Linked DNA regions of Homo sapiens: all the other regions are linked to region 1. Evidence: chromatin contacts called from ENCODE Hi-C or POLR2A ChIA-PET data. All regions are on one chromosome and are shown on one strand. Each heading gives the region's core, a stretch centred on a gene start or an enhancer-like site at or near the end of the contact. The rest is flanking DNA. Distances are from core to core; before and after follow the strand shown. Region 1 overlaps NET1 (neuroepithelial cell transforming 1). Region 2 has its middle 26 kb from the start of LINC02649. Region 3 holds the start of PFKFB3-AS1 (PFKFB3 antisense RNA 1). Region 4 overlaps LOC101928080 (a long non-coding RNA gene). Region 5 holds the start of RBM17 (RNA binding motif protein 17). Region 6 overlaps IL2RA (interleukin 2 receptor subunit alpha). Region 7 holds the start of IL15RA (interleukin 15 receptor subunit alpha).

Region 1 (3,516 bases), core at 530-3,029:
CTTTCGTACTTATCCAGTTCAAATGTAACTCTTTTTGTTTTTAAGTTATTACTAGATATTTTGGAACTATGGTTTTTCAAAAGTTCCACTTTTCAATTAATACTTCCTTTTTAGTAAGATTTAAAATTTTATTTTTAACTAACCTATTTTTAGTGAGATACAGAGTATATGCTTGTAATCTTGAATTCTAGAGTTTTAAAATGGAATGTAGTTTTCTTATATTTAGAAAAAGTTCTTAAAATATTTCTTGTGAATTGTGGAATCTTTTTCATATACTTGTATCATTTTAAAATATATGTTTAATTTAGTAATATAAGACATGAAGGCTGTACAAAGACTGAAAATACAGATTTTACTGGTCATATTTTTCCACAAATTAAGAGATTGTTTATGTAGTCATCTATGTAATGTCGTTACAAATATAATTACAAAGTTGAAAAACAGGTTGACAATTGCATTTCACAATATCTCGTGTAGAGGGCAGCAGAGAGCTTAGATTTTGTTTTCTCTTTGCCTGTAGTATGGCTTCCCTAGTCTAATTTCCAATTGCTTGTTATTGTTCCAGGTAAAAGTAGATAATAATGCCTAGACCAAAAAAAGTAATGATTATTCCTAAGCTCTAATTTATTTCTAAATTCCAAGCAGTTTTTCACTTGAAAGGGGAGAACAAGTAACCTAACACTCCTTTTCTATACATAAGAGAAACATCTTTCTCTTTACCTTTACATAACTCAGTTACGTTTATAAATTCTAGATGTTCTATAGAAAGAAAAGACGCTAACCAATCTGTGCCTCAGTTACGCCGTTTGTAGAAAGTTATACAAATAGTTGCTGTTGGCCAGGCAGGGTGGCTCATACCTGTAATTCCAGCACTTTGGGAGGCCAAGGCAGGCAGATCACTTGAGACCAGGAATTCGAGACCAGCCTGGCCAACATGGTAAAACCCCATCTCTACTAACATTACAAAAATTAGCCAGGCGTGATGGCACACTCGGGAGGCTGAGGCATGAGAATCACTTGAATCCAGGAGGCAGAGGTTGCAGTGAGCTGAGATTGTGCCATGGCACTCCAGCCTGGACAACAGAGCAAGACCCTGTCTTTAAAAAAAAAAAAAAAGAAAGAAAGAAAAAAACTCTTCTAAACTTACACAACTGGAACTATTTTATTATCTTTTTACCTACCCCATGTCTTGTTATAAAAAGGCTATAAGGCAGCTAATCTCTCAACCGTTTTTATGGTTTCCTCCTCTATAAAAGTATTGGCAATTTAGTGAATACTGCTAGCCTGGGACTCAGGAGACTTTGGTTTTAAACTTAGGTCTACTGTTAACTTAGGTCACTAACATATACTGAGCACCTAGTGTGTCTCAGAACATGTGCTAAAGGTTTTATATGGGTTATCTTCATCTGGACAGTGTCACAACAGCTGAGCAGAACAGAGTCATCAGGTCTGTTAAGCCACTGATTAACAAGGTACCTTTGGACAAGTTTCTTAAACTTGGTCAGTCCTAGTTTCCTCCTTCTCTAAAATTGAGATAATAAGTACTTCATAGAGTTGATTAAGATAACATGTATAAAGCTCTAGCACAAAGTAATTGAGATAATAAGTACTTCATAGAGTTGATTAAATAACATATAGAACTCTAGCACAAAGTAAGACCTTAAATTTTTCTTCTATTTTTCACCACCACCCATTAAGTTTCCTTATGAGAAAACTGAAGAGGATGGGTGAATGATCTCAGAGGGCCTGTTTAGTCCTCTGGTTTTATGCAGCATTGTGACAAGACTCAAGATTCTTGAGTCCAGTTGAACTTCCGCATGTTCATCATTCCTTTTTTAGATGCTGTCTACATTTAGACCCCAAACCTGCACATTCAAAATGAAACTAAGATTTTAGTGTTGGTGAGCTGGGGCTTTTGTGAACATGGCTGTCATCAGTATACCCTATTTGTTTTCTATTTCTGTATTTACATATAAAGACTTCTACCTTTACCTCTTGGGTCCCCAGCTGAAGGAGAGAATGAAAGATACCCCTTCTCATTATCTTGGCTCATTTCTGTTGGAACTAAGTGGAAAAACAGTTTCAAGAAAGACATCGGGTAAGAATCCCAGGAGAACTCCTAGCTGCTTCTTTCCTAACTCCCACTGCACATAATCCTTTATTCCCTTAGAAACTATGTGGCCGTAAAGTATTGGCCTTACTTACGCCATATTTTAACTGATGAAGCTAACTGAACCAGACTGCTGGGGTCTAGCCTAGGCTGTTCATATTAGCTCTGAGAATGTAGGTAGATCACTGTTCTTAAAATTAAGAGTAAAATTAGGAGTCCACAATCGCTCAGGTGCTTCTACTTTCATGCTATATGGAAATATCTTCTACAGTCATCCACTCTTAAGGCCAACCACATCACACATACTGCCCAGGACAGACTGGACAATAGAGTAGATGATGAAACAGAGCCAATCTCCATTACTTTAAAAAATAAACTCAAAGCAGAAAGATGAATTATTACCACATCTCGTGTATAAAACACACATAGCTACAGAAGGGCAGTGGTGGTCCTTCCTGCAAGAAGTAGCAACTCTCCTGCAAACCTTAGGCAATTACTTTTTATAGATTATTTGTCTTTATAAATAGTCTGCACCCACTATTCTTCTGTATTCACTCTTCAGCCCCTGTAATTTGCCTCTGTCTTTACTCCACTGAAATAGCACACTTGAGATCCTCATTAAACTTGTAATCACTAAATCCGTGGCTTTTTTCATACCCTCCTTAACCTCTTTGCTGTAATTAACATTTTTTTCTTCCCTTGGCTTTTGCTTTGTTTCTTTCCTTCTAACTATTCCTTTTGCAGAATTTTCCTTCCCTTGGCTTTCCTCCAAAGTTAGATCCTTGGACCATGTTCTTTTTGTCCAAATTTTCTCTCCCAGTCATCTCATTCACTCCCATAGCTTCGATTTTTATCTCTGTATCTGACTCTCCAGTCTAAATCTAGCCTCCAGCCTCTTTCAGGTTTTTGTCCAACATTTCCAACTACCAGCAGAATATTTTCATTTGCATGTTCTTCCACCGCCTCACACTCAGTATATCTAAAATGTAACTTAGAATTTTCTTTCAAAGCTTGTTCCTTCTTATTTCTTGATTTGCACTAACAGTTACCCCTCCTATTTAAAGAATTGTAGGCGTCTGTGACTTCTTGCTTATATCCTTTTCCTTCTTCCCTACTGGTCCTACTTTAGGCAAAGTTCTTGTTGCCCGACTGTGATTTTTGCATGATGTTTTCAGTCATCTTTCAACCATCTTAAACACCAGTCACATATATCTTATTACAACATAGCTCTCATTATCTCTCTCACCTATTGAGTACATCCATCTGTTCCATCTTTACGCACAGCCCGTGATCTCAGTGTGGGCTCACTCCCTTGTCCTCCTTGAAATTTTCTCTTGTTCAAATCTATGAAAAATATTACATTCAAGGCCGCACAGACATAACATCTTAAACCTCTTCCTGGCATT
Region 2 (3,516 bases), core at 742-3,241, 860 kb after region 1:
TTTCAGAGATGGGGTCTTGCTATGTTGCCCTGGCTAGTGTTGAACTTCTGGCCTCAAGCAATCCTCCTGCCTCGGCCTCCCAAAATGTTGGGATTACAGGTGTGAGCCACTGCACTTGGCCTTGTTCAGTGCATTTTCAGGGCATCCTGAAAGGCCAGGCCTGGATCTTGGGCAGCTGTTCAGGAGCATTCCAGCTGTGAATGGTCCTGAATGTCTTCCTGGCCTTCCAGATGGATCTCTAACGCACCCCAACGCAGGTGCTCCCTGAAGACATACCGGATCTGTTGGTGCGGAAAAAGAATGCAGCATTTGGTGGCTTATAGTGCTGTGCCAACTATTGCTTAGGTAATTTATATGACATCTTATTTTCTCCACCTGATTCTAAGCTCCTTGAGGACACGTCTGGTTCATCTCTGTTGGCTGCATAGCCTAAAACCCATGCTGGTGCATCCTGATTTCATTTCCTTCTCGGATGTAATGAAAGCACTCAAATGATATTGATTGCCTCCTCTTTAGGTTGACAAATAAAACCTTTAAATTCTGTTTTTCCTGGTGTTTCCTTTGTAGGATTGGAAACGATGGTCTTGATAGCGCTGTGGTTAGCAAAGCATTAATGGCTCACTCTCCTAGGGGAGACACGTCAGTTGATACCATGCACTCTGCATGCAATTTTCAGAAATGGTGTTTGCTTTTTTCAACGTTGGTTGTGTTGCTGCTCTAGACGAACCAGCTTCTATTCCTGTCTTTACTCAGAGGTAGGTAGGATTCTTCCCCAGGCACCTACAGACCTGACTAGGATTTACAGGCAGGGGTGAGTCAGCTGACCCAGGAGGGTGGCATCCCATAGTTAGGACAGAGAGAGACTCACTGGCACGTGCTGGGTCCCTGCGTTGTCCTAACGTGCCTCCTTGCAGGTAGCATGGCTGAGTCAGTGTGCCGTGAGTCACAGGCTGCGGGAGGTGAACTTGAGCCTCACTCCGGCATTGATCTTTCGCAGGGATATATTGTTAGTTCCCGTCTGTTAAGACCGATAAAGGGTAATAATTTACTGGCCTCAAGTTTGTCTTCTCTTTGATTTCACCAAATCTTCTCCTTATACAGGAATTGCTTGACCTTGACTTTTCAGGAATTTACCCAATTTTATACTCTTGGCGTCTCCTGGGCTTAGAACCCCTTACCTCCAACCTTGCTCCCTGGCTAACTTCTACCCTTCCTTCAAAGCTCAGCAGAGATGGCACCCCCTTTCTGAAACAGTCCCCAGTTCCTGGGAAGAGTGAAGGCCTGAAGCTGTGTTGAGGGTGGCACTTAGCCCCTGGTTTGGAGCTCCATGTTTCCTTCACTGTCTGCTGAACATTTTAAGGCGTCGATTTGGACTTTCCTAGGCTTGCATTCCCAGAGCCTAGTGCAGTGCCTGTTCAGAAGACTTTTTTTTTTTTTTTTTTTTTTTTTTTTAGTGAAGAGGGAGGAATGTTAAGCCTCACCAAGTCTGATTATGCTAAGATCACTTAAATTTTTTCTGCCTTTTCAGAATACCCATTGTAGTTAGGGTTAGTACCCATGGTTTGGCACTTACTGGTTCTGTGGTTGTTGGGTGCCTTGTTTGTCTCTTCGGGCGAGATGCGAGTCACTCCAGGGCAGCATCTGTTCCTCATATTCCTCTCACATTCTTTAAAGCCTCCCTGTGTGCACTCAAGCCACACAATGAACCTTCCTGCCTTTGCCCACAAGGCTGAGAACTCTTCAAAGTGAGACTGTGTCTTACGCATTTTCACTTCCTCCATCATTTGACACAGGACCTGGCACGTAACAGATGTTTAATAAATACTTGTATTTATTGAATAGGAATAGGTAGTAGATTCTAGAGACATAGTGAGCTCAGCTCAAGTTCAGTTGCATCAGGGAAGGCTCCCCCATGCCCCCGGCAGCTCCCTCTCTCTGTGCCTATGCAACCTTTAGCAGCATGAGCTGCCTTGAAAAGTCAAAGCCAGCTTTTCCAGAAAGCAACTCAGCAACTCTCTCCTGGGGCCAGAACTGCTCCGAAACGGGAACAGCTGTGTATATTCTTTGATCGTTAGCAGGAAACGATGTGTCGTGTCTCAAAGCACCTTTTCATGCTGCTTTCTTATTAACTCCACCCAGAAGCCCTTGCCTTAGCAAAGCCAGTCTCGCGAGGCACCGTGGAAGTCCAGAGTTGAGTGCAGCTGGGTTTGATTCATTCCTGGGCTTGATTTCTGGAATCCTCCTAGATTCCTTCCTGGGTTTGAGTTCTGGAAGCCTTGGTTTCTTGAGGCGATTATGCTGTAGGTACTAGAGAGAAGCTACTGCCTTTGAGAGAAGGGTAATTACGCAGGATTTGAAAGGAGACAGGAAGCTGTGGGTGCCAGAAATAGAGGAATCTTGTTCTTTTATTTTTGGCAACATCCAGCAAGGTGGGAGGACACCTGAGGGGAGTGCCTTTCTGGTGCACCATGGAGGCTGGTCCGTAACAGTGGAAGCTGCCATCTTGCAGAAGATTCCTCTGCCCAAGCTTGGCATGGCCAGACTTCGTGGGCCATGTGAACATGAGATGATATCTTGCTCTGTGTGCCTTCCTATAATTTGGGGGGAGATGTTGACTAGGAGGAGGCATCCACCATTGGGCTTTTCATTATCTCAATGGAATGGTGACTTGGAATTGACTTTGACTCAAGGAAATAAAGTAAGATGAGGATTTACACATACCTAGATTAGGAAACTAACCTTTATACCTAGTACATATGTACACCTGTAAGGCATCTGGTACAGTCCCTGGGTGCTTCAGGGACTTCATAAAGGTGCATTTCCTTCACCCTTACTTATAAATAATGGTCGATGCATATTCTTAGATCATTTGAGATACATCCTTAAAAACTGTTGAGCATTGATCAAAATTTGTTTTGGAAATAAACTTGTTTTTAGTGCCCCAGAGAAGCACATTGTTTCCTAAAGTGAAGAATCCTCATTGAAGATGAATTGTGCTAATCTGGATTTTCAGGTTTTTTACTTACTGCAATAACAGATAGATTGAGGAAAGTACCCTTTTATTTTCTCTGGAAAGCACTGATGGATGTAACTGATGACAACTTGACCCAGTAGGGCAGTTCGTCTGCCCTCAAGAGCAGCTCAGCTCAAAGGGCGGTGTGGGGATCGCCAAGTGTGATGGAGGCAAGTCCCAGGTGAAAGGGAGCTCTAATTCATCAGGATTCCTCTATCTTTATAAGAGAAGCTAATTTCAAATCACTTCCTTCGTTATGACTAAATTTCAGGAAATGAGGATCACATTATTCCAGTGCAGAGAACTGGGCTGAGAGTCACATGCTTTATTATCTGCTCTGATTAATGACTAACCAACCTCGTAAGTTCCCCACCACACAGGTTAGTGACTGGATGATCATTTTGCTTTATCCACTTCCTAACAGGAGGAAACAGAGAAGTGAGCTAACTTTGTTATTTATACGAAGGTAACATACTTGCGATTTTTCTTTTCTTTTCTTTTTC
Region 3 (3,516 bases), core at 483-2,982, 760 kb after region 1:
CTGTACGTGTGCAAAATCGGTGGGCAAGCAGCGGGCGCGCAGGTGCACCGTCATTCCCCAGGAACCGCGGGCGCTCTTTGCAGGGGTGCAGCCGCTCTCCCCGCGCGCAGCCTACAGCCCTCCCCGACCCCCGCGAACCCCAGGGCGGGAACTCGTCCCGGTGGCGCGGGCGCTCGCTGCCTGCTGTTTCCCTCTTCGGGTCAGCCCACTCTTATTTCAGGAGTGGAGTGGGACTCTCCCCTGGGCGTTTAGGGTGTCGCCTCTGGCATGTGCTCCCACTGCAGAAAACAAGTCCAAATGCAACGCATCGGGTTTCTGAACAGCCGCCAGAGCGCGGAAACCAGACCGTCAGCAAAGCTGTCGCGGGAACAGGGGCTCTGAGAGGGCGGCGCGGGGGGCGGGGTGCCGGAGTGGGGGTCGAGGCGGGAGGGGGAGTGGGGGTCGAGGCGTGGGGGAGGGTGGCGGGGCACAGGCCAGGTGGCCGATGTTGCGCGTTCCGGGGCCCCTCGGCAGGCGGCGGGTCGGGAGGAGTGGAGGCCCGGGTGGGGCGGGCGCGCGGGGCGGGAGCAGCCCCGGTCGCCGCCTGGGCGCGGGCGCCCTCCCTGTGGAGCATGCGGGACGTGAGCGACGTGTGGCAGCCTCTGCGCAGACTTTTCCGCCGCGGTGTAGGTTTCAGCGAGCGCCGCCTTCCCTCCAATCACAGCCCAGCCTCAGCGCTAAGTGTGCACCTCTCTGCAAGGCGGCGCAGCGCTCCCGTACTGAGGCTTCGTTTGCAAAAGTTACATCCGTCCCGGCGCGGGCGGCGGTTCCCCACCAAAAGCAACCCAGATCTTCCCCGCACGCCTCTGACCTGACTGCACGACTGTCACAAGTCGCGAGCTGGTGCAAACTGCGAGGGCCGGGAAAGGAGACGGGGCACGCATGCACCAAAAAGTGGGGAGGCAGAGCTGCAGGGTGTGCAGGATAACGGAGTGAATTTTAGGAGTCTGCCTAATAAGGGGCCGCCCCCAATAGTTTTCCCTCGACTTAGGTAATGAATTGCAGATCGAAATGGGTCTAGTTTTATTCATTCTTCTACTCGGGGCGATAAAGGTTTATTGAATGGTGTACATGGTGAGTGTGAAAACCAGATGCCAGCTGCCCCCAGCCCCAGTCCACTTCAGTCCAGCTCCCCGGGGCTTTCCCGCCCCCTCCTCGTACCCAGCACCGCGGGCCTCTCAAGGTTCCCAGTCTTTGGGCTAGGGGAGGGGAGCAAGGCTCAGTTCAAGTCCAGGTTTCTAAGGGATTCAGCAAAGTGGACAAGGACGAGGTGAGGTGGGAGGATCAGGGAAGCCTCCTCCCCGCGGGTCGCCCGGGTCGTGGCGGGGGATGGGCTCACGGGTATTATCAGGGAGCAGCCTGGCCCATGTCCTTACCTGGACTGCGCCTGCCCCACAGCGCGTGTTAGGAATGCAGAGTATTGGGGCTCCATGGCCCTAAAGGAGCTGCATTGGTAGGATGCACTTTAAGCAGCTTCCCAAGGGATTCGGCTGCGGGGTCCACGGTCTACACTGGGCAGGACTGCGTCTCTGCTCTCCTCCCGGCCAGCACAGTTGAGGTGAGGGGCCGGAATTAGTCGGGGAAGCTGTGCCAGACGTCCCGAGGGGACAACGGGACGAGGGGATAACAGCAGCCAGGACCCTTCAGCAGGGCTGGGCGCGCTCCAGGCCCGGGGCAGGGCGGCGGGAGCTGGTGCACCGCCGTCGCCGGCCCGCAGGGGGAGCTCGCAGGCTGCTTCCCGGCTCGCCCACCCTCCTCCCCACGTGGAAGGGGGCTGGGACCCAAGGAATGCGGCCCGCCCCGAGGCTGACGTACGCGTCTGCGGCCAGCCCGGACTCTTTAAAAGCCGGCGGTGCGCGGGGCATCCCAGCCAAGCCGGAGAGGAGGCGAGCAGCAGGGCCTGGTGGCGAGAGCGCGGCTGTCACTGCGCCCGAGCATCCCAGAGCTTTCCGAGCGGACGAGCCGGCCGTGCCGGGCATCCCCAGCCTCGCTACCCTCGCAGCACACGTCGAGCCCCGCACAGGCGAGGGTCCGGAACTTAGCCCAAAGCACGTTTCCCCTGGCAGCGCAGGAAACGCCCGGCCGCGCGCCGGCGCACGCCCCCCTCTCCTCCTTTGTTCCGGGGGTCGGCGGCCGCTCTCCTGCCAGCGTCGGGATCTCGGCCCCGGGAGGCGGGCCGTCGGGCGCAGCCGCGAAGATGCCGTTGGAACTGACGCAGAGCCGAGTGCAGAAGATCTGGGTGCCCGTGGACCACAGGCCCTCGTTGCCCAGATGTGAGTGCAGCTGCGCGGAGCCGGGTTGCAGGGCGGGCTGCGCCGGGCCGGGCCATTGTGTGGGGCGGCTTTGTGCCGACGCCCCTCTGCGGGGGGCGCGCCCGTGCGGGTCGCGCCGGCGGGGCGGGGCGGAGGCGCGGGCTGCGCGTCCTTGGCCGGGCGGCGGGGGCGCTGTGGCCCTTGTCCCGGTGGCTGCCCCGCCGGCCCGGAAACGGCGAGTGCGCCCGGCCGGGCTGCGTACCCCGAGACGGAGGGACGCGCGCGCCTGGGCAGGCCAGGGAGGGGATCCACATCCTCCGCGATCCCTGTCCTCGACACCCGTCTCGGGCGGCCGTCGCCGGAGCGCAGCCCAGGGACCCGGCCGCTCGCGCCTCCGCCCCTTTTCACCGTCCGGATCTCCTCTCTCTGCATGTTTCCATCTCCTCTCCCGCCTTGCTATGCATTCCTATCCCCTCGCTTCACTTAATAACCTATTTCTCTGTCCTGTTTTCTCTTTCGATATATATGTCTCTGTTTTTCTCTGTTTCTACCTCCTTCCTCTCCCACTGTTTCTTTCTGCTTTTATCTCTTTCTCTCTCCTTCTCTCTCTTCCGTGCATCTCCAGTGCCATGGGGGCGCCCGTGCTGGGGGCGCCAGGAGAGCCACCTGGAGCCACGCCTGTGTCCCCGGCTTTGGGGAGGGTCGGTGGGTTGGTGAGTGCACGGTTGGCGCTGCTCCACGCGCCCCGGGCGCACGCACCCCCCGGTGCTCGGAATTGGCTGGCAGTACCCTGCCCCGCCCCGCCGGTCGCCGCCCCCGCCACCAGCGATCGCTTGGGAGAGGGTTACCTCGAGCTCCACCTCAGCTGCGGAGCGCCGCCGCGGAAAAGGGCGGGTGGGCAGCGCAGAGGGGCGACGCTGCCTCTCCAGGTAATGCGCCCCGGCTCCCATGGGCTGGACAGGGAGCCGCCTGGTGCGGTTTTGCCCAGGTCAGGTCGTAGCCTGAGTAGTGACCGTGGGATCCAGGTGCAAACTCTCGAGGTGGCTTCGGGTCATCCGAAGGCGCCTGAGCGCAGGCGGCTGGCAGGCAGGGTTGCCCGGCTACTACGTTTCTTAGGACGGCCCCCGCGGGACTTGGCAGCTCTCCTGGAGCCCTGCTCGGTCTGAATCACCGGCCTCGTCCAGACCTGCCCCTCTCCCCACACCCACCCCCATGGTGTGCCCTG
Region 4 (3,516 bases), core at 423-2,922, 690 kb after region 1:
GCCTGCTGCCAGGTTCCTGGGCCCGTGTGTGCGCCTCCTCCCAGGTGTTCAGCTCGGCTCTGACCTAGGAGCTGCCAGGAAGGGCTGTGCAGATGGAATTAAGGTCCCCATGAGTTGACTGTAAGATGGGAGATTGCTGGGGGCCGGAGTCCTTTAAGGCAGAGAGCTTTCTCCTGCAGGACCCAGAAGAAGACATCAGTGTTCAAAGCACGAGAAAGATCCAACCTGCCCTTGCCCCTGCGGAAGGAGGAGCCACGTGGCATGGAACGAGGGTGGCCTCTAGGAGTGACCCCGCTGACAGCCAGCGAGGAAATGGGGACCCTATTCCCACTCCACAGGAACTGAATTGTGCCCACAAGGAGGAGCTGGGAAGTGGAGTTTTCTCCAGAGGTTCCTGATGAGAACTCAGCTAGTCAGCACCTTGATCTCCGCTGGGCGAGGTCTGTGCAGAGCCACAGGCAGGCAGTGTGACTTCTAACCTTCAGAATCGGGAGCTAATGAAGGGGTGGGGCTTAAACCACAAAATTTCTGTGTGTGTGTGTGTGTGTTTTTTTGTTTTTTTAAAAAAAGAACACTACATAGCAATAGAAAGTAAACGAACATCCCCTGCATTAAATTGCACATGTATTGAAGTTCAGTAGATGTAAATTAGCACAGCTGTCTCTTCTTTCCTGAAAGCATTTTTTTTGTTTTGTTTTGTTTTAGAAACACAGTCTCACTCTGTTGCGCAGGCTGGAGTGCAGTGGTGCGATCTCAGCTCACGGCAACCTCCACCTCCCTGGTTCAAATGATTCTCCTGCCTCAGCCTCCTGAGTAGCTGGGACTACAGGCGTGTACCACCATGCCCGGCTAATTTTTGTATTTTTAGTAGAGATGGGGTTCCACCGTGTTAGCCAGGATGGTCTCGATCTCCTGACCTCTGGTGATCTGCCTGCCTTGGCCTCCCAAAGTGCTGGGATTACAGACATGAGCCACCATGCCGGCCCTGAAAGCATTTATTTTGAAACAATTTCAAACTGAAAAACACCTCTATCCTCTTCTCCCACACTGACCAATTGTTCCTCACCAGTTGTCTATGTATTTGCTAAATCATTCTGTGTGTGTGTATCATGTGCGAGTGCGTATTTTTTTTCTGAGCCATCTGAGCCCATTTACCCCTACAAAGAAAGAAATTCATTTATATAAGCACATAAAAAATTCAACCCTGATGAAATGTCTATTCTATAGACCTAATGTGAAGTATGAATATGCCCACTTTACAGACGGACAAACTAAGGTGGAAAAGTTACATGCCTTACCCAAAGCCACACAAATGGTAAGTGGCAAAACCAGGTTCCACCTTGAAATCCTGGGCTCTTTTCCTTGTGTTCTGTCCGTTTCAATTGGGGTCCAGTCGGAACAAGATAAACTACTCTGGGTGTTTCGAAGAGCTGAGATTTAATATAGGAAGCCCTGTAACTGTAGGAAGCCAAAGCTATTCCTTTGGGGGACTCAGAGAGGGGAATGGTGTCACCCAACAGCCCAAGAATGTACTCAGCACCCCAGCTCTCAAAGCTTCAGGAAGGGAGAGACCCCCTCCACCTCCTGCTGAGCAGGAGCCCAGGAGCCGCCCCCTGCACCCCGGGCTGACCTGCCAGAGCCTGAAGTCACCAGCTTCCCGTCACTGCTCAAGCGAAGTGGGGGTCTGAATTCACAGCTTCGCCATCAGCTATTGGGGGACCCGCACGAGTCATTTAGCCTGCGAATGCCTCATTCCTCTGTAAAATGGGGCATCTGGTTTAGATGAGCTGTAAGTTTCATTCCAGTTCTGAAATGACTAATTCTTCCCTCATTGTGTTCTTTGACTTTGAACAACTCATGCCTCTGTTTTGCGCCTCCTCTTTTTCAGTAGCCTCTTTAGATCCGATAGCAGTCCAAGGGGAGGCAAGGGAGCCTGGGGTGGTGGAGGACACCCGCGATGACCAACCCGTGTGCTTGCCACGGCTGGCTTCTGCTCCAAAGGCACCCTCTCCTCTTCTCCACACCCCATCCCCTCTTCTTTCTCTCTTGCTCCTCATCTGAGCTCCTTTCCTAGGTTGGGGAATTCCCCACCTTACAGACTTATTTTAGTTAGTTATTCATAACTAGGTATGTCTTACCATGGAGGCAGCAGTAGCTGCTGAAACCATCAGATACTTCCCCAGCCTTCCCTGCAGCTAAGGGGGTGAGGTTGAGACCTCCACGGGGGGAGCCAGAAGCTCCTGCCCAGCCTCTTAAGGTAACTCAAGAGACAAAGGAGCAGGCTCAAGAGGCGGTGCCCCCATGCGGATCTAGCGTCCTGAGTTTGCCAGAGCCGCCCTCTGATGTGAATTTGGCCAGAGTTCTGGCAGCTTTGGCTAGTTCTCCTGACTTTCTCCCAAACCTGTGAGCTACTCGATACCCTCCAATAAATTCCTCTCTGATTTAATCACCCAGAGTTGGATCCCTAGCTTGCAGCCAAAACTCCTGACTGACACACATGTTATCTCATGCAATGCTCACAGCCACCCTAGGGGCAGGTGTTATTATTGTCTCCATTTTACAGATGAGGAAACTGAGGCACAGTGAGGCCAAGGAGCTTGCATATGAAGTCACGTAGCTGTGAGGGGCGGCAGCCCCCAGATTATGTCACCAATGCAGCCTAAGACGTGGCAGAAAATGCTTCAGGGATGAGGCCAGGTGTGGTGGCTCACACCTGTAATCCCAGCACTTCAGGAGGCCAAGGCAGGCAGATCACTTGAGCCTAGGAGTTCAAGACCAGCTTGGACAACATGGTGAAACCCCGTCTCTACCAAAAATACAAAAAATTAGCTGGGTGTGATGGCACATACCTGTGATCCCAGGTATCTGGGAAGCTGAGATGGGAGGACTGCTTGAGCCCGGGAGGTTGAGGCCGCAGTGAACGGTGATCACGCCACTGCATTCATTCCAGCCTGGGCCACAGTCCTGTCTCAAAAACAAACAAACAAACAAACAAAAAACAAGAAGAAGAAAATGCAGCAGTGACAAGAAACTCCTGGTCACTCAGCACAGGCTTTTCCTGAGGACAGAGATGTGTGGTGAGAGCTTGTGCAGCCCCTCCTGTAGAACGAGAGCTGCTCCATCTCAGCTTCCTCTAGAAAGGTGACGTTTCCTATAGATTTTTGTTTTAAGCTTGGAGCAGAGGACCATACTGTACAAACAGCAAATTAGGAAAATTAAACTTACTGTTTTAGTGGAAGAAAACTGATTTTTCTTTTCCTTTTTTTCGAAACGTGTCTCTCTCTGTTGCCCAGGCTGGAGTGCAATGGCGTGACCATGACTCACTGCAGCCTCAACCTCCCAGGTTCAAGCCATCCTCCCTCCTCAGCCTTCCCAGTGGCTGGGAGTCCAGGCGTGCACTGCCACCACACCCAGCTAATTTTTAAAATTTTCTTGTAGAGATGGAGTCTTGCTATATTGCCCAGGCTGTCTTGAACTCCTGGCCTCAAGTGATCCTCCTGCCTTGGCCTCCCAAAG
Region 5 (3,516 bases), core at 706-3,205, 650 kb after region 1:
GTGGGGAGAGACCCAGTCTAGACACCTTCTATCTTTGCCCTTCTTCCTTTTTCTGTTTACACGCTATTACTTTCTGCTTCTTTTATTGACCAAGTACGTCCTTCTGCTTCTCACATTTTTATTTTATTTCCAGTTTCTTGCACAAGTGCTTAATTCATTTAGCTTTTTCCAAGTTTTTAATTGATACAAAAACTTAAAACCATGAATTTTCCTCTTAGTACTCTCTGAGCTAAATCCCATGAGTATGTCATTTTCATACTTTTCTAGATATTATGTTATTTTGATTTTGTTTTCCTTTTTAGTCCAAGTGTTATTTAAGCATTTAAAAATTTTCAAGGGGTAGGCATGTTTTATTTTCTGTTTTTTCATTAATTTCTACTTTTATTGAATTGCTGCAGATAATATTACCGATATGATTCTACTTATTGGACTATGTTAAGATTTTTCTCTGTGGTTTAAAATATGACTAATTGTTGTGAATATTCCTTAGACACTGGAAAAGATGTAATGTCTATTTAGGGGACAGTGTTTGATATATTAGATCTATCATAGGAATTGTATTTTTAGGTCTTCTCAATCCCCATTTACTTTTTGTACTCTTCGTCTGGCAAGGAGTGTGCCAATTATTTCTGTCTATTCACTCACTCCTACAGTGTTTGCTATGAATAATGAGATTATGTGATTTGGTGCAAAGATTTTCCTATTTTTCCTATTTTTTTCTTGATTGTGAATTGTGCTCCTCAAGATTATAAAATGTCCTTCTTAATCTTACTTAATGCTTTTTGCCCTGAAATCAACTTTGTAGTAAGCGGTTTGTGATTCCTGATTTTTTTAATTTTTTTGCATATTCCTGGTATATCTTTTCCAATCTTGTATTTTCAAACTCAGAATAACGTTAGCACTTTCTTGTATACAACACTGAGTTGCATGATGGTTTGTGCTCCTATCTGAGATTGTAGTTTTTTAGTAGGTAAGCTTAGGTCTATATTTCTTCTTGTGAGACATTTGGTCTTGTTCTGTCATATAGTTTGGTTACGCTTTCTGTTTTGTAACTTTTTAAAATATTTCCCTATATATATATTTTTTTTGCTGTGGTTTTGTGTGTGTGTGTGTGTGTGTGCATGCATGTATGTGTGGGTGCATGTATGTGTGGATTATTTGAAAGCTTTGTAGTTTTGTTCTGGGTTACCCTCAGAATCATACCATCCCATGACGTCCTTAATCCTCTATTTCTTTAGATTGTCTTTTGTCTCTCCACTGTATTTCTTTTTTCCCCCTTTTCCCGTTTTCTTAATGACTGGATTTTAATGGATTATAGTAACTTTCTTGGTATACTCCTTCGGACTAAGACGTCTGCTTAAATCTCTACTATTTGATTTATCGGCTTGAACTCTATTTGACACCCAATTAATTACAGATGTAAAAATCATATTTACCCGAAGTCCCACTTTCCCTTTCCCTCCCTGCTTCTGTCAGCGACGTCGTTTTTAAAGACCGAGGCTTTATAGCATTGACATTCTTTTCTGTACCCCTAATCGCGGCATCTGTTTCCATAATCTTACGCTTAACCTCGTGCTCCTTGCCATCCTTTTGCAGCATCTGGCCTATGCAGACTTATTTTCAACTTTTTGCTTATATAGGAGTGGCTTTGAATGAATGAGATCGAGGGGCCTGGAGGGACTTCCCCCACCTCCCCTATCAGAAAGCCCGGCCTCGGACCACTTCTCCTCCTCACCATCTGGGGGCGCTGCCGCGCTCCCCAAGCCTTGTGGAATTTCGAAAATGTGCGCCAGGGCGACACCTCTTGATGGTAAGAAGACGCCGGCGGAGGGGAGCGTGCAGTGCGGTCCTCCCGCGGGCAGGGGGCAGTGCGGCAAGGCGCCCTCGGCGCAGGCGCAGAGGCCGAAGCAGGCGCAGGCGCAGGCGGGGCGCAGGCGCGGGCGCGCTCTCCCGGCAGCCCGCGCTCCCTGACCCCGCGCCGCCGAGCGCCCTGAGGACTCAGCGAAGGGTGGGCGCCGCCGAGGCCTCCTGCCGCTGGCGGGTTTCCGCGGAGTGCCGCCCGGCTCCGCTCTGCCGCCGGCGCGGCTCATGGGCAGAGTCGGCCGGGCGGGCCGGGTAAGTGGCGCCCCGGCGGCCCCGGGTGGGTGGCCTGGCGGGACCTGAGGCGGGCGCGCCTTCCCGGGAGGCGCTAGACGCAAGCCCGCGGCTTTAGGCCCGTCGCGAGGGGCGGAGGCCGGGCCAGCGCAGCCGGAGCCTCCGAGGGTCTCAGTCCCCGCGGCGGGCGCTGGTCTCTCCACGCGGCTGCGGCCCGGTACCCTCCGCCCGCCGCCGCCTCTGGTGACCCTGGCCCTGACCTTCTCCCTCTTCCCTTCCTCCTCCTCCTCCTCATGTCTGCCTCGGGCTGTTTGGTGCTGAAGAGCGTTTCTTCTCCGTCTCGTGCACCGCATCCTGACGAAATTGTCTGGTCACCAGAACCGAGTAGCCCGTAGCGTGTCCCCCCTGGCCCTGCACGGTTGCCCCTCTCTGGGGCTCGGAGCCGGTTCCTCCCGGGGTCTCAGAACTGGGAGTGCAGACGTTGGCGTTTCTCAGACTCCGGAGCTGCCCGGGACAGGAATGCAGCCCTAACCCCGGCGTCGCCTCGGCTCGTGCAGTTTGAGCGGTGTTTCAGCGCTCACGTCCGACCCCAGGCAGTCTTTGAGCTTCGCCTCTTGCCCCGAGAATGTGTAATGATCGGAGAATGCAGGTGGAATGAGGTTCTGCCCCTGCTTGCAGGAGTTTGGTTTCTGGGAAAGCAGGCGTGAAAACCCAGGCCCGGGTTGATTTGAGAAACGCAAGTGGGGTCTGGAAGGACCTCTCTTGAGAGAGGAGGTCATGCTTATGTTGAGTCTTGAAGGTACGTTGTTAGATGTGAGAGGTGGGAAAAAGGCTGCCGGCGGAGGAAGTAAGTGCGAAAGTAGCAGAAGCGAAGCCCCGTAGTGCGTTCTGGAAGCTGCAGGTTAGGCAGAAAGAAAGGTTTGAGGAGGGGCTGCTGTGTTTCCAGGAGTAGTCAGGTCAGAACATGGAGGTTTCTTGAGAAGCAGTAAAGAAGCGCCATTGAGGGTCCTTATTTTGCTAGAGCCAGGCATATGGATGGGAAATAGGATATTCTAGATAAGGGCAAGATTCGCATATACTCAAATAGATGGGTAGATGTGCACTGGCTCCCCGCAGCAGATGGAGTTTTTAAAAGGATGCAACACAAGTTTCCACATTTTTAGTTGTAAAGGCTGCAGACATTTTGATCGTAATGACAGCTTTTAGGGAATATGGGGTAACAGTTTAGTGAGCTAAACGAGAGGGCTTTATTTTTAGAGTTAGTTAAGCAAGGTGCTGCGTGCTGTCCAGTTTATAACAGAGCAGGTTGTGCGGTTGTGGAGCTCTGCGGAACCAAAGGCAGCCTTTCTGGAGGCTCTTGAGAGAATTGTTGTACACTTCCAAATGCAGCTTTATTTAAAGTGGATTTCTTTTTACCTGGTT
Region 6 (3,516 bases), core at 1,017-3,516, 610 kb after region 1:
ACCATGTGTTTTGTCTTGGGCCTTGGTCATTGTATTATTCAGGGAAACAGAATTTCTCTAGAGAAACAAAACCAATAGGATGTATGTAGATAAATAAGAGAATATTTATAATGGGAGTTGGCTCACTCAATTATGGAGGCTGAGAAGTCCCACAATATGCCAGCTGGAGCTGGATAACTAGGAAAGCTGGTGGTGTGGCTCAGTCTAAGACTGAAGGCCTGAGGAGCAGAGGGGCCCTGCTGTAAGTCCCAGAGTCCAAAAGCTGGAGAACCAGGAGTGCAAATGTCCAAGAGCAGACGACGGATGTCCCAGCTTGAACAGAGAGAATGCAACCTTCCTCTGCCTTCTTGTTCTATTCTGGTCCTCTATGGTTGGATGATCCCCACCACACTGGTGAGGGTGATTTTCTTTACTCAGTCTACCAACAAGAAATTTACCCAGTCTATTCAATTCAAATGCTAGTGTCTCCTGGAAATACCCTCACAGACACCCCCAGAGAGACTGTTTAGCCAGCTATCTGGGCATCCCTTAGCCCAGGCAAGTGGACACATTGAAATTGACCATCATGCTCATGCCACACTTCCCTAATGCATTTCTACCTTCTTAACTCCTGCTTTCCCTGGAGGTCTCCCATTGGCTGTCATCTTTCTCTGGGAAGCCTCCGGGACTCTTCTGTCTGTGCTTTGTGGCATTTCTCTGCAGTCCCAGACTTTGCTCCCTTTTCTTTACACGGCACTCACCCTACTGTATCCATCTCCCTCCCACCACCTTGCTAGTGCCTGCACAGAATGGCATGCAAAGGTTTTCGTAAAGGAAAGTAGAAATTCACAAGTTCAAGCTAGGATTTGAATTCAAGCTGTCAACTTTCCAAATTCATAAGACTTTTCCATTCTCTCAAGACGCTTTTCTGGTTGGGAAAAATTCCGGTAGGCAGACAAGATGGGGAAGATTGTTCCAGTAAGGGAGGAGGGTGTTCCTGGGAGTCCAGCTTTGAAATCACAAATGAGGAGGTTCCCTTTGAAGGACAGGAGGAGACCTGCTGGCCAAGGCGTGCTATGTGCTGAGGGAACAGTCTTGGCTGGGGAGCATGTTGTGTGCCAGGCAGAGGAGGTAGCAAAGTGCCCCTGAGGCAATGGAAATGACTGGAGCTCTTGCAGCCGAAAGGGCATCACGACAGGTGCTTTCAGGGGAGATTAACTTGGGGATGAATAACAGGGTGACTGAAAACCAGAGCTTCAGGGCCTGCCTAGGCAGCCCAGGAGATGAACAGTGCCTGTTGACAGCTTGCTTCCTGTGTCGGCCTGAATGCATGGGTTCTGCTCAGATCTACTGGCTCCTTGCTTTCTTGGGAGAGTGAATTACTGCCTCATGGTCTCAGTTTCCTCATCCGTAAAATGGGAATGGTGGCAGGGCGTGGTGGCTCAAGCCTGTAATCCCAGCACTTTGGGAGGCTGAGACTGGTGGATCAATTGAGGTCAGGAGTTTGAGACCAGCCTGGCCAACATGGTCTCTACTAACCTGTCTCTACTAAAAATACAAAAATTAGTCAGGCATGGCGATGGGGCATGCCTGTAATCCCAGCTACTGGGGAGGCTGAGGCATGAGAATCTCTTGAACCCGGGAGGCAGAGGTTGCAGTGAGCCGAGATCATACCACTGCACTCCAGTCTGGGCAACAGAGTGAGACTCTGTCTCAAAAAAAAGGTGGTTGGGGTGGGGGAATAGTGCTAACAGTCCCCATCTCCTATGGTGGCCATGAGGAATCTGTAAGATCACAGAAGCAGAGCACGCAGCAAGGCCTCCCTGGCCCGGGAGTGCTCAGAGCTGGGATCCCAGTGCAGGACGAGGAGGAGGAGGATGGGTGCCCTGGCTACAGGTCCTCTTGCACTAGATTGAAAACGGGGCCAGAGAAGCAGAGCTTGAGAGACGCTGGGAGAGGGAAAGTGAAACTGATGGTCCGGTGGGTGAAAGGTAGTGAAAGCCCGAAGTGCAGTAAACCAGGGATCAACATCTCCAGCCAAAAGGCTCACCCTGTGGTCTCAGCGCCACCTGGGCGTCAGACAGATGTCTGGAGAGACGGCTCTTTTATTCTGAAACACCCCTCCAACTTTTTTTTTTTTTTGGTAATTGTTTGTTTTGCTTTCCATTTAATATAAGGAGTTTTCTCCTTTACAAAAGTTCTTTTTGTTCTAAATCAGGCTGTAAACAGAGGTGCTACCACAAGGACCGGAAGCAGAGACCACACTGGTGCTCAGCTGGGTTGCAGGCTCTGCCTGGTTTCATTGTCGGGGAAGCCACCAGGCCTGCCCCCAGCCAGCGAGATGTCACGCATGCAGCCGGGTGTCATCCCCAAAACTCCCGGGAAACTCTCGGGGCACCAGGGCAGGAAGAGGCTGACGTCAACTTTAACTCCGGGGACTTCAAACGAAACTTTTAGAAATGATTCCTTTGCCCTTTACTTGGTGACGTAATAAACTGATCTTTCTCTGAAAAGATGGGCCGATTTGCTTCAAGGAGCTCATTTCATGAGGAGAAAATACACACAAATATATATATATATATATATATATTTTTTTTCTTTTTTTTTTTGAGACGGAGTTTCCCTCTGTCACCCAGGCTGGAGTGCAGTGGCTCAATCTCGGCTCACTGCAACCTCAGCCTCCAGGTTCAGGGGATTCTCCTGCCTCAGCCTCCCTGAGTAGCTGGGATTACAGGCATGTGCCACCACACCTGGCTAACTTTTGTATTTTTAGTAGAGACGGGGTTTCACCATGTTGGTCAGCTGTTCTCGAACTCCTGACCTCAGGTGATCTGCCCGCCTCAGCCTCCCAAAGTGCTGGGATTACAGACGTGAGCCATCATGCCCAGCTATATATATATATATATATATATATAGAATTTTTTAAGGAAACATTGCTGCTTTGCTACAAAGTATATAATAATGTAAACTGGACTAATACGATTCCTTCCTCCTTTCCTTGGAGAAGTCACAGACTTTTAGGATTGGAGAACGGTTCACATGCATGTGTGTGGGGCAGTTGGTCAGAGCTGTCCATTATGAAAGGTGCTTCTAGAATACTTGGGGAATGTGGGAGCTAGAAAACAGGTTGTTATTAAAGGAATTGAAATACTCCCACTTGAAATGTTCCCATTTTCTCTGTAAAGGAATTTCTTGAGCAAAGGAAAACTCTACATCCTCTGTCTACCTGAAGTTCAAAATTAGTGGTGTTTGGTTTTAATAATTTTAGTAGTTGATGACAAAACAACGCTCTCTGCTGTCCTCTCTGTCACATCTAACATGATGTGAATGAGGCAGTCCCTGATGTGAGATGTGCTGGGTTTTGCAGGGGTAATGAACATCGATCTGTGTGTTCCATCGACTCCTTCTTTAAACTTGTATCTCAGCACTTAGCCTGTGTCATAATTGTCTGTGCAGAGGTCAAGGATGGGCTCTTATTCATCTCTGTGTCTCAAACCCTGTGCCTGACACATAGCAGTTCCTCAATGAACATTTGCT
Region 7 (3,516 bases), core at 649-3,148, 530 kb after region 1:
GGAAGGCCGAGGCGGGCAGATCACAAGGTCAGGAGTGATCACCATGTTGGATCAGCCTGACCAACATGATGAAACCCCGTCTCTATTAAAAACACAAAAGTTACTGGGCGTGGTGGCGATCGCCTGTAATCCCAGCTACTCAGGAGGCTGAGGCAGCAGAATCGCTTGAACCCAGGAGGCGGAGGTTGCAGTGAGCTGAGATCGCGCTACTGCACCCCAGCCGGGGTGACAGAGTGAGACTCCGTCTCAAAAAAGAAAACAAGAAAGAAAGAAAAAGAAAAAGAAAAAACATTGAGAGCTTTGGGAAGGGAAGGTAGCAACATCTTTCTAAGGTCAAAGGGCAAGGCTGTGCAGCTGATGAGATCAGAGATCTCACAGTGGTGCTCCCCTATCCACTCAGTCTTCAAGGAAGACACCTCCTCTCTGCTGGGCTTTGACTAAGGCTGCATTTCACTTTCATATTGTGTAATCCAGCTGCCCCAGTTGCCAGCTATGGGGTCCTGTGACACTGCTAGCCAACTGGGAGGAACCAACCGGTCACCAACTAACTCTGCTTCTCAGATGTGGGGGGAAATCCAAGCATCAGAGTCTCATGAAAACGAAACTTCAAGAAGCCTCGCAGAGCTGGGGTGGGGGTGGCAGAGGGTGGGGGGGCGTTCAGGCCACACCAGGCAGCAGCAACTGTGCGTGGAATGGCTTTGGCCAGGGCCTGGGCAGACTGGCCCGACTGGATGTAAATTATTCAGGGTCTCGCTTAAAAACACACACAGATCATGGCGTTACTAATTCCTATAGAGAGTCCATGGATGGCCTTCAGTGGGGCTTTGACCCCAAAATCATATGCACATTTTGTAACTATGTTCATTCATGCATTTTTCTGGGGGCCGGGGGTTCATAGCTTTCATCAGACCCTCCAAGAGCTCCCTGACTATAAAAAGATAAAGAAGCGCTGACAAGGATAGAGCTAGACCCTGCTACTGTTTTCCTCCTTCCTCTGGCTGCCGGGACAAAACCCCTAGGAATCGCTCATTCCGTCCTCCCTGCCGAGATCAGAGCTCCGCGACCCGCTTTCTTCTCGAATACACCAAGCGATCACAGATCTCTTCCCCCTTTTTCTGCGAGTGTAGACTCCAGGCTGGCCCCCACTCCCCACCCCCATCCGGTCCCGACCGCCTCTGCTGGTTTCCTGATCGCTTAAGAATTGGAAGTTGTTTCCAGGTCCCCAGGTGTGCAACTTGCCCGACGCGTTTCCCCCTGGGACACAGCTCCTCCCCACCCTCCCAGCTCCCACTGACATAATTTACTTTTGCCTGGGAGTCGGGAGGAGTAGTTTCTCCCGGACCCCTCCGAGGACCGCGTGCTATGCAACACCCGCCCTGCAGTCCAGGCGCCTGGGAGAAGCGCACTCGCCCGTGTCTCCAAACTGCTGGACGCCGCCGGCTCCGCGCTCCCGTGGCCAAAACGGGCTTCTCAGAACTGCTCCTGACCTCGGCCTCGGAGACCCCAGCCAGGCCGCCCGCTCCCTTACGTGGGTGACCCGGGCGCAGCGGCGGCGCTCTCCCTGCGACCCCGGCTCCCGGCACGTGTCCCTCCTGCCCGGCGCCGCGTCCCCTCCCCGGCCTGGGCCTGCGCGCACCGCGCTCCCGAGGGCACCGACGCCCCCGCACGGCCCGGGGAGATGGGGCGCCCGGTTCCCTCCAGCTCCACGTCCCGGCCCCCTTCCAAGTCCCGCCCGGGCGCCCCTGCTCCCAGCTCCCTACCCCGCGTCGCCGGCGGCCGGAGCAGCAGCAGCAGTAGCAGCGCCGGGAGACCGAGGGTCCGGCAGCCGCGCGCCCGCCGCGGGGCCATGGCGGCAGCTCCACAGGACACCGCTGGACTCCCCGGGCGAGCGCTGCCCAGGCCGGGGGGAGGTGGCGAGCGCTGCTCTGGGACCTGCCGCCCCGCCAGTCGCATTCGCTTTCGCTTTTGCTTTGGCCCCCGAGGGCTCGGAGAGGTGCAAAGCGGTGACAGATCCGTGACTCAGCGTCCCCACCCCTGCTGGGGAAGGAGCCCCGCCGGCCGCCGCGGCACCGCACAGCCACCCCTGTCCCCGGGACGCATGGGCCGTGCCCGGTGGGGACCCAGGACCTTACCCACGCAAGCCCGGGAGCCTCCCGGTCCTCCGCGCTCGTCGTGCTCTGGGACCTCCAGTGTGCACTCGGTCCGGTGTCCCCACTGCGAAGAGAGTGGGCAAAGTCATCGGAGAGCAGACTCTCTCCAGCCCTCTCTGCGGCTCGGATCCACTTGACCTCGCCCGGCGCTGGTCGCCTCCAGCTGCTCCGCCTTCGGCTTTCCTGGTCTCCCTCCGCGGCCCTGCGCTCGGTTGTGAGCGGCCGGCCTGGGTGAGTGCCCGCGGAGGTGTCGCCGCGGTGCGGAGGCGCGGGCACCTGCCTGGTGCGCTCTGGCCCGGGCGGAGCGCAGCCCCCGCCACCTGCTGGCTCCCGCGGCCCCCGGCGCCCGCTGGGGCCCCAGCTCCGCCACTTCGCCGAATTCCTGCTGCAGCTTTGCTCCCCTAGAAAATGCCTCATCTTAGAAGGAGAGGGGGCGGAGGGGGGAGAAGGGGGAGAGGAGCCACAGTGCTTCACCTCTGAGCCTCGCTTCCTTAGGTTCTTCCAGGCTGCCATCCTCCTCTTTGGCTGGTGGGTTTTTTTCTTTCTTGGGGTCTCAAGTGAAGCCTGAGAACCGGGTCTGTAAGCTCCCAAGTGCAGATTCTCAGGTCTAGCGGTGACATTGGACAGGACGAGACATCTCCAAGCCTCGGTCATTGCCTCTTAAAATCTCACAACGTGTTTATGAGGCTTTTGTGACATACTTGCAAATTCTCTTTGAAAACGAAATAATCTGTACAATAATCCCCCAAGACACAGGTTTACCTTTATAACAAACCTGCACTTATAACCCTGAACTTAAAAGTTAAATAAAAGAATTTAGGGCCGAGCGCGGTGGCCACTCCTGAAATCCAAGCACTTTCGGAGGCCAAGGCAGGTGGATCGCCTGAAGTCAGGAATTCGAGACTAGCCTGGCCAACATGGTGAAACCCCATCTCTACTAAAAATACCAAAATTAGCTGGGCATGGTGGCGGGCGCCTGTAATCCCAGCTATTCAGGAGGCTGAGGCAGGAGAATCACTTGAACCCAGGAGGCTGAGGTTGCAGTGAGCTGAGATCGCACCACTGCACTCCAGCCTGGGCAACACAGCCAGTTCCTGTCTCTTAAATTTAAAAAAAAAAAGTAGAAAGAATAATGAACCTACCATCCGGCAGTGACCACACAAGGTCCATTCTTTTTTTCTAAGCAGGAATAGCCACCCTTACTCCAACTGGGGAAATCCCACATTATTCAATTTCTCTCAATACTTAATAATAAATCTCAAGATGATAAGATCAAATTTAAAAATTAACAATATTCCTTAATATTCTCAAATATATTGAGGGTTTATTGAATGCAGGCTAAGCATAGCATGTATACAATAGAGCA

What was found. Hi-C counts contacts between places; a loop is a spot of excess contacts on that map. ChIA-PET counts read pairs that join two places held with the same protein, here RNA polymerase II (POLR2A). Pooled maps may share reads with other maps.
Region 2: a loop to region 1 is called in a pooled map, with 7 times the contacts of the local background. The contact joins two enhancer-like sites. A Hi-C loop is called at or near these places in 2 of 37 single-sample maps with no recorded cell type and 5 of 50 pooled maps.
Region 3: a loop to region 1 is called in a pooled map, with 4 times the contacts of the local background. The contact joins the promoter of PFKFB3-AS1 here to the enhancer-like site in region 1. A Hi-C loop is called at or near these places in 1 of 37 single-sample maps with no recorded cell type and 7 of 50 pooled maps. POLR2A ChIA-PET finds 5 or more read pairs at or near these places in 1 of 52 experiments (MCF 10A).
Region 4: a loop to region 1 is called in a pooled map, with 4 times the contacts of the local background. The contact joins two enhancer-like sites. A Hi-C loop is called at or near these places in 3 of 37 single-sample maps with no recorded cell type and 4 of 50 pooled maps.
Region 5: a loop to region 1 is called in a pooled map, with 5 times the contacts of the local background. The contact joins the promoter of RBM17 here to the enhancer-like site in region 1. A Hi-C loop is called at or near these places in 1 of 37 single-sample maps with no recorded cell type and 16 of 50 pooled maps. POLR2A ChIA-PET finds 5 or more read pairs at or near these places in 1 of 52 experiments (K562).
Region 6: a map of naive thymus-derived CD4-positive, alpha-beta T cell shows a loop between it and region 1 (15-fold over the local background). The contact joins two enhancer-like sites. A Hi-C loop is called at or near these places in 1 of 168 maps with a recorded cell type or tissue (naive thymus-derived CD4-positive, alpha-beta T cell), 16 of 37 single-sample maps with no recorded cell type and 11 of 50 pooled maps. POLR2A ChIA-PET finds 5 or more read pairs at or near these places in 1 of 52 experiments (activated CD4-positive, alpha-beta T cell).
Region 7: a loop to region 1 is called in a map of OCI-LY7, with 5 times the contacts of the local background. The contact joins the promoter of IL15RA here to the enhancer-like site in region 1. A Hi-C loop is called at or near these places in 1 of 168 maps with a recorded cell type or tissue (OCI-LY7), 19 of 37 single-sample maps with no recorded cell type and 13 of 50 pooled maps.

What each region holds. Positions count from the first base shown.
Region 1 is chr10:5,441,777-5,445,292 of GRCh38, forward strand. The region is part of intron 3 of NET1 (neuroepithelial cell transforming 1); the gene reads left to right. Among named protein-coding and RNA genes, the nearest start is that of NET1, 31 kb to the left of the region's middle. RefSeq lists an enhancer at 478-647. Within about 2 kb of position 1,780, at least 3 of the 41 ENCODE cell types and tissues checked have a DNase peak (open chromatin) inside an H3K27ac peak, as active enhancers do.
Region 2 is chr10:6,298,545-6,302,060 of GRCh38, forward strand. It overlaps a transcript of PFKFB3 not described here. Among named protein-coding and RNA genes, the nearest start is that of LINC02649, 26 kb to the right of the region's middle. RefSeq lists an enhancer at 343-1,542. Within about 2 kb of position 1,992, at least 15 of the 41 ENCODE cell types and tissues checked have a DNase peak (open chromatin) inside an H3K27ac peak, as active enhancers do.
Region 3 is chr10:6,201,025-6,204,540 of GRCh38, forward strand. It overlaps PFKFB3-AS1 (PFKFB3 antisense RNA 1), which reads right to left and starts at 1,733. Exons shown (of 2, transcript XR_007062045.1): 1 at 1,416-1,733. It overlaps PFKFB3 (6-phosphofructo-2-kinase/fructose-2,6-biphosphatase 3), which reads left to right and starts at 1,908. Exons shown (of 15, transcript NM_004566.4): 1 at 1,908-2,312. The coding sequence starts at 2,237. RefSeq lists enhancers at 1-61, 62-578, 1,133-1,637, 3,377-3,516, silencers at 381-600, 1,631-1,960, 2,011-2,120, 2,241-2,750, 2,981-3,060 and a cis regulatory region at 1,571-2,102.
Region 4 is chr10:6,134,684-6,138,199 of GRCh38, forward strand. All of the region lies in intron 1 of LOC101928080 (a long non-coding RNA gene), which reads right to left. Among named protein-coding and RNA genes, the nearest start is that of MIR3155A, 16 kb to the right of the region's middle. RefSeq lists enhancers at 1-547, 1,890-2,189. Within about 2 kb of position 1,673, at least 3 of the 41 ENCODE cell types and tissues checked have a DNase peak (open chromatin) inside an H3K27ac peak, as active enhancers do.
Region 5 is chr10:6,087,079-6,090,594 of GRCh38, forward strand. RBM17 (RNA binding motif protein 17) reads left to right here and starts at 1,956. Exons shown (of 12, transcript NM_032905.5): 1 at 1,956-2,115. RefSeq lists enhancers at 1,608-1,657, 2,614-3,452 and silencers at 1,818-2,257, 2,268-2,357, 2,628-2,687.
Region 6 is chr10:6,048,950-6,052,465 of GRCh38, forward strand. All of the region lies in intron 1 of IL2RA (interleukin 2 receptor subunit alpha), which reads right to left. Among named protein-coding and RNA genes, the nearest start is that of IL2RA, 12 kb to the right of the region's middle. RefSeq lists enhancers at 1,676-2,055, 2,066-2,195, 2,286-2,555. Within about 2 kb of position 2,267, at least 31 of the 41 ENCODE cell types and tissues checked have a DNase peak (open chromatin) inside an H3K27ac peak, as active enhancers do.
Region 7 is chr10:5,975,645-5,979,160 of GRCh38, forward strand. IL15RA (interleukin 15 receptor subunit alpha) reads right to left here and starts at 1,899. Exons shown (of 7, transcript NM_002189.4): 1 at 1,761-1,899. The coding sequence starts at 1,848. RefSeq lists enhancers at 153-422, 553-632 and silencers at 1,523-1,902, 1,993-2,662.